Regions from separate parts of the Mus musculus genome. Here region 1 is linked to region 2. The links are chromatin loops, found by intact Hi-C in ENCODE. Cell type or tissue: gastrocnemius. All regions are shown on one strand. Links, peaks and the distances in the headings refer to the core of each region. The heading gives the core; the rest is flanking DNA. Region 1 holds the start of D830013O20Rik (RIKEN cDNA D830013O20 gene). Region 2 overlaps Mnat1 (menage a trois 1).

Evidence for each region. Hi-C counts contacts between places; a loop is a spot of excess contacts. Peaks named below come from ENCODE experiments on the same cell type or tissue, not always from the same donor. Only the 100,000 strongest peaks of a DNase experiment are listed, where the experiment ranks them.
Region 1: a loop joins it to region 2, with 2.7 times the contacts of the local background. A loop is called at or near these places in 2 of 42 quality-filtered maps.

Annotation. Positions count from the first base shown.
Region 1 is chr12:73,407,654-73,410,566 of GRCm38, reverse strand. It overlaps D830013O20Rik (RIKEN cDNA D830013O20 gene), which reads left to right and starts at 1,004. Exons shown (of 4, transcript NR_046013.1): 1 at 1,004-1,164. In gastrocnemius, for the core only: a CTCF peak has its summit at 1,657; DNase peaks (open chromatin) are centred at 678, 935 and 1,802; H3K4me3 peaks cover 638 bases; H3K27ac peaks cover 2,500 bases.
Region 2 is chr12:73,206,163-73,209,075 of GRCm38, reverse strand. All of the region lies in intron 6 of Mnat1 (menage a trois 1), which reads right to left. Among named protein-coding and RNA genes, the nearest start is that of Gm23910, 62 kb to the right of the region's middle. In gastrocnemius, for the core only: no CTCF peak of the experiment used is centred there; no DNase peak of the experiment used is centred there; H3K4me3 peaks cover 475 bases; H3K27ac peaks cover 2,500 bases.

The sequences.
Region 1 (2,913 bases), core at 113-2,612, 200 kb before region 2:
AATGCTACTTGCTTTATTCAAGCAACCTACATCTAACCTATGTTTAGAATGCTGTTTGTTTGTTTGTTTGTTTGTTTTGAGAGGTCTCTTCATGCAGCCCAGGTTGCCCTTGCGCTCACAGCAGTCTTCCTCGGTTGCCTGTTGAGGGATGGGATTAAAGGGTGTGAGCCGTCACACTCTGCCTGTTCAGTATTTTGATTGCTCTGCTAGTGCTCTGAATCTGTGGAGGCTGGAGCATCGTTTACTTCCTAAGCACAAGAACCTTGGCTAGTTCTCAGCTGTACCAGCCATGACGCGGCCTGCCTACGGCTTGGGACTTTCATCCTCAAAAGTCCAATAACAGTATATTCCTAGCGGGGTTTTGAGAGGTGTCAATGAATCATGTAAAGGACTTAGTCTAGTGCTTGAGGGCATAGATGCTCAAAAGTGGTGACATAGACTCCTTGCAACATTCTGTCCCTTGGAAAGGACAGCAGAGACTGCTCCCACAAACACTGCAGACCCATCTCTAACCCTCAAAAGTCCCCAGCCACCTAGCCTAAGGCTCTGGGGGGCTGCAGAGTCCAGGGCAACAGCAACTCCATGCAGCAGCCTGGATGCTCTGAGAAGCATGCCTGGCAGCCAAGGGTTTGCCAGCACCTCCTGCTGCTGGCTGCCACATTTGGAGCTGAAACCTAAGCATTGTGGCTTACATCATTGCCCTCTGGGCAGCATGGTGGGTGTGTGACACTGCCCACTCTTCCTCCTTGTCACCAGCATATGGCGAGATGGGAGGGGGACTGAACTCACAAGGGGGATGTCATGGTGTTTTCCGGTGTGCTCTCTATAGATGCTAGACTACACCTGTGTCCCAGTGCTTCCCAGGGCTTTGAGTGAGAGTGTCGTTGCCAAGGAATGTTGGCTACTGCAGCTAGCTAGATTGTGTGGCACTTCCCAGCCTCTCTCCTGCTCCATCTTGGCTGTGTTCCTGCCATTCTCATGCCAGAGGACATCACTGCCCTGATGTTGCACAAGGACAACATGGGGGCACAAGAGCGTTGGCTTGTTTCTCTTTTGAATTCCTGATTCAGAAAGCAATGGGTTCAGGGTCTTGGTGGATTGTGATTGATCTACTCCTGTGGAGAGAAACTCCAACCTCCTGGAGTCTCTTGCCAAGACATCAAGGTAAGATTTACGGAAAGGAAAGAGGAAATGAAGGAAGAAAAGAAGAAAGAAAGGAAGGGAGGGAGGGAGGGAGGGAGGGAGGGAGGAAAGAAGGAAGGAAAGAAGGAAGAAGAGTAGATGGTGGGTCAGATGAGAAAGGCTTGACTTTATTGCTATGACCTAGTCCTGTTCTAGCGGGAGAACATGATCCAGGTGAGAATCCTATGCCTAGCCTATGGTGCAGGCTATACAGAAATTGCTGAAGATGCCACAGTCAAAAGCCATCATCACTGACAACAGGTGCAGGGGGAGAGGGTAAGTGGAGCCTCCTCACCTTTGCCACCTCAAGCCAGGGTGCACACAGCACGAAGGGTCCCATATGTTCTATGAAGGGGCGGGAAGATGAACCGGGAGAAGGGTAAAAAACGACCTTGTCACTCTGGCTTCATGAATCTCTGGGAGGGAGACATCTCTTCTGCTGGTGACCCCGGTAGAGCCACCCAATGGTGAACCTGAGTATTGAGAGTCTCCAGGGCTCTACCCAATGGCGCAGTGCTAAAACCTTGGTTGCTTTTCTGGCAGTGGGGATACACACTGTCGCAAGGGCTAGGGGCTGTTGTCTGCCAGCTCGTGGCCACAGGCCCACGCTCCCTGAGGTGTGAGGGGGTGATGAACAGTGATAGATTGCTCTCTCTGGGATCTCTGCCCAGTGGCCTGGCACAGCTGGAATGTCCTTGGCCAGGTCTTTGTGAGCAGTCAGTCAGGAGATGGGTCGCATGATCAGACAGCTTGGGCTTGCTGGGGGATTTTTTTTTCTCCAGGTTTTAGAATCATCCAGGGTCATCTGAATGCCCTTGCAGCTCTTGTTAAATCCCTTAGGATCAGCTCTGAGTTCCAATTGTTCAGCTTGTGCTAAATTTGTTTAGCCTAAGTGGGCATACCCAAGGAGTAAATGTGTCAACGCTGCTGTATTCCCATCTGTCACGGAAGGGGAAGTGCACTCAGAAAAGGGGTAGCCGGTGTCCCTTGACCACCTTTCACGTGTTTCACCTTTCACACCCTTGGCCACCGTGAACTCACTCCCGGATGATGCACCTGCTCTGGACTATCCTCGTAGCAAACCTTTACTATGCAACGCCCCCTCCCTCCAAATCTGCCAAACTCAAGTGGCCTTACTCCTGCAAAGTGTTCCCTGAGACCTAGCTCGTTTTAAACACCGGAGAAACCACAGAAGCCTCGTTACTGCCCTATGGAACTCAAGTGGCCTTACTCCTGCAAAGTGTTCCCTGAGACCTAGCTCGTTTTAAACACCGGAGAAACCACAGAAGCCTCGTTACTGCCCTATGGCTGTGACAAAAATACCATGATCAAGGTGCTTTTAAAAGAAAGGGCGTATTTGGGCTTCTGGCTTCAGAGGGTTAGAGTCCGAAGGAGCAAAGATGTGGCAGCTAGAACTGGTGAGAACTCGTATCTCCATCCCTGAGAGGGAGGTAGGGTTAACTCAGAATGGTGCAAGGCTTTAGAAACTTCAAAGCCCATCCCCACCGACATACCTCCTCCAGTAAGGCTACCCTATCCCCTTGTCCCTAAACAGCCAGCAGCTGGAGACCAGGGTTTTAAACATATACACCTATGGAGGCTGGTCTCATTCAACCTACCACAGAGCCCTCATCTCTACCTGATTAATAAGTGACGATTAAGCCCCCGAGTCAGGTACTGCCAGTCCAGAAGAACACAAGATGTCTCCCTTTCCTGCCTTAGTGAATGTGA
Region 2 (2,913 bases), core at 202-2,701:
AACTCACAGTTGGCCAGTGATGGTGACAACTTGTACAGATAGCCATTGTGACTGCAATAAAATATAAAATTGGTTCATACAAAGTTACCTAAATGTATCTTTCCTCTGTAGGCAAAACAAAAAACAACAAACAAACAAACATATTTCAGTAAAAACATAGTAAGAAGGTATAAACCCTGTGTCATACATACTCCATGTCTGATGCAGCGCTTGGTACATTAGGAAGGTTGCTTTCAAGAATGCACAGGTTTTTTAACAGCCCTTTCAATCCTCTACCTCACCCACCCAAATAATGTATGACAGATCTCTTAGTTCTATTTAAGGGCTTTTGGGGATTTTTTTAAGGTGTTTTTCTCTCCCCTCACCCCCAGTTGGTTAGGTGGTTTTGGTTTTGGGTTTCTCTGTGTAACCCTGAACGTCCTGGAATTTGTTCTGTAGACCAGGCTGGCCTCGAACTCACAGAGCTTTACCTGTCTCTTACCTCTGCCCCTCAAGTGATAGGATTAACGGTGTGCACCACCACTGCCCAGCAAGATTTTTTTTTATTGTGCATTATGTGTATGTCTGGAGGTTATGGAGGCCAGCAAATAGTACTAGCTTATCTAGAACTGGAATATATAAATAAAATCTCTTTATGTTTTTTGACATGGTGTCTCTGTGTACCCTTGGCTGTCCTAGAACTCATTCTGTAGACCAGGCTAGCCTCAAACTCAGAGATCTGCCTGCCTCTGCCTCCTAAGTGCTGGGATTAAAGGAGTTTGTAACAAGTCACCATGCAGGTGCTGGGAACTGAACCCAGGTCCTTTGTACAAGCAGCTAGTGCTCTTTACTGCTGAGCCATCACTCTAGACCTCTACCCAGGTTTTAAACCCTTCACTGCCAAAGATACTAAGCATGTATCTATCACAGAAAAATAATTTATTCATCAAATATTTGGCACATGGTAGACACTGTGAAGCTATAATATAGCATGAATCACCTGAATTAACCCTACTTTCAAATATTTATAAACATGTACAAATTAATGTGCCACAATATGGACTTATAGCCATTAATTATAAAGTATAAGGTTCTTATTTATGTATTAATATATAGGTTCTTTTAAAATGAAAATGATAAAATACCATTGGCAGAAAATATTTACAATCTATTTCTAAAATACATTTAGACTTAGGCAAGCTACATTGGTACTGAGAAATAAACTCTAACTCTTATACATATATATTTTTTCTTATATGTTTACTTTTCTTTGTATACTAAGTAAAAACAAGCTCTTCCTCTAACAGAAGTCATCAACAGAAAGTGATGACTTGTCAATCACTATAAGTTGTATATACTTTGAGATATGATCAACAAGACTATTTCAACTAAGAAGAATAACTCCTAGCAATGATGAAATAAAGTGCCTTTAGGGAGCCACTTGGCTAATCAGTTCTTTAAGCTGCATTTCACTGAACCTTTGACAGCAAGCACTTCATGTTTACTCTATGGATTACAAAAGCAGCATACAGGAGTCACAGTCCTTTCAGGCTGGCCTCTGAAAGCCTACATATCGCTCAGCATAAGTGCAGCTCACACAAACACAAAAGCATCTAGCCTGTCACATGGCTTGCTTTAGGTTTTGTTTTTTGTTTTAATTCTGGGGGATAAATCTAATTTTATTCTATAGACTTCATTTTATTAAAAAAATGTAAATTGAAGAGATGTATACTTAATAAAACAGTAACCTAAGAGCAATGAAAAACCTAGCTTTCAAGTGCTTCTAAATTTTACAGCTTGGTATTTTAACGCTGGTAAGTACTAACATATGACCAGTTGCTAGGACAGGTGCTGCTGCCAATCAGCTGCCTTTGCCGAGACACATTCTACAGATTACCACTTAATCTCCCACCAACAGCAACGGCTGCCTGTTGCATCGATAAAATCACCACTGAAAATAAACATGGTCACCAAAACAAGAAAAAGTACTCAGATATAACTTTGGGCAAAACCCAGCTCAGCCTAGTTCTGCATCTCCTTATTTCCTTCTATTAAACCTCAGGCTCCCTTGCCTGGCTCTCACCACCTCTCCACAGGCTGTTTCTGATTTGTCTCTTCTAAAAATTTAGATAGATAGATAGATAGGGTGTTTCCTTTGCTGCTGTTGATAACCTGATCCTGTTAAAATCAAGAGAAATGGGATTTAGTGAGACATGCACCTTCTGACCGTCTCACGACATCTGGTCTTGCACTGGAACTCACCTACAGTCCCCTGTTCCCATCCCAAGAAACTGTTCTTACACAATATCTCAGCCCACTGAACACAATTGGAACCACCAAATAAAGCACCTTCTCTACATCAGGGAAATTACGAGAAAATGACTCTGAAGATCTTTAAGACCTGCTACAAGGTGCTGTTGAAGTTACTTTAAGTACATCTGGAATCAGACTGAGAACCGTACTCAGTTACTTTTATGATCTAACTATACTTTCAATGCCTGAAGTCAACCCTGATTGTTAAACAGCAAGTAGCACTAGGTTCTCCGGTGATTTGAAAGCCACTCTGACTCTGTTGCACATGCCTGTGACCACTGTGACCTCTACAAAGCAGTTGTGCGCTTTGCTGTGGTGCAAATCCTCACAGACAAGTTGAACCTGTTCTCTTTGGCACTGAGCCCTTTCGCTGAGCACACAGCTGAGATTTATTATACAAGGGGAACTGAGGGGCATTCTTACACAACATTTATCCTTCACATATAGCCAAGTCTAATCTTTTACAACCTTTGAAGGCTTTTAAAGAAACAGTCTCTTAATTACAATGTTTCTTATTTGTCACTAATTGCAAGACATATTAAGATTCATTTGACATTGGGAAAAAGCTAGCACACAAAGCTATGTACTAAAGATTGTGAAAATTAGTCACTTAACATACAT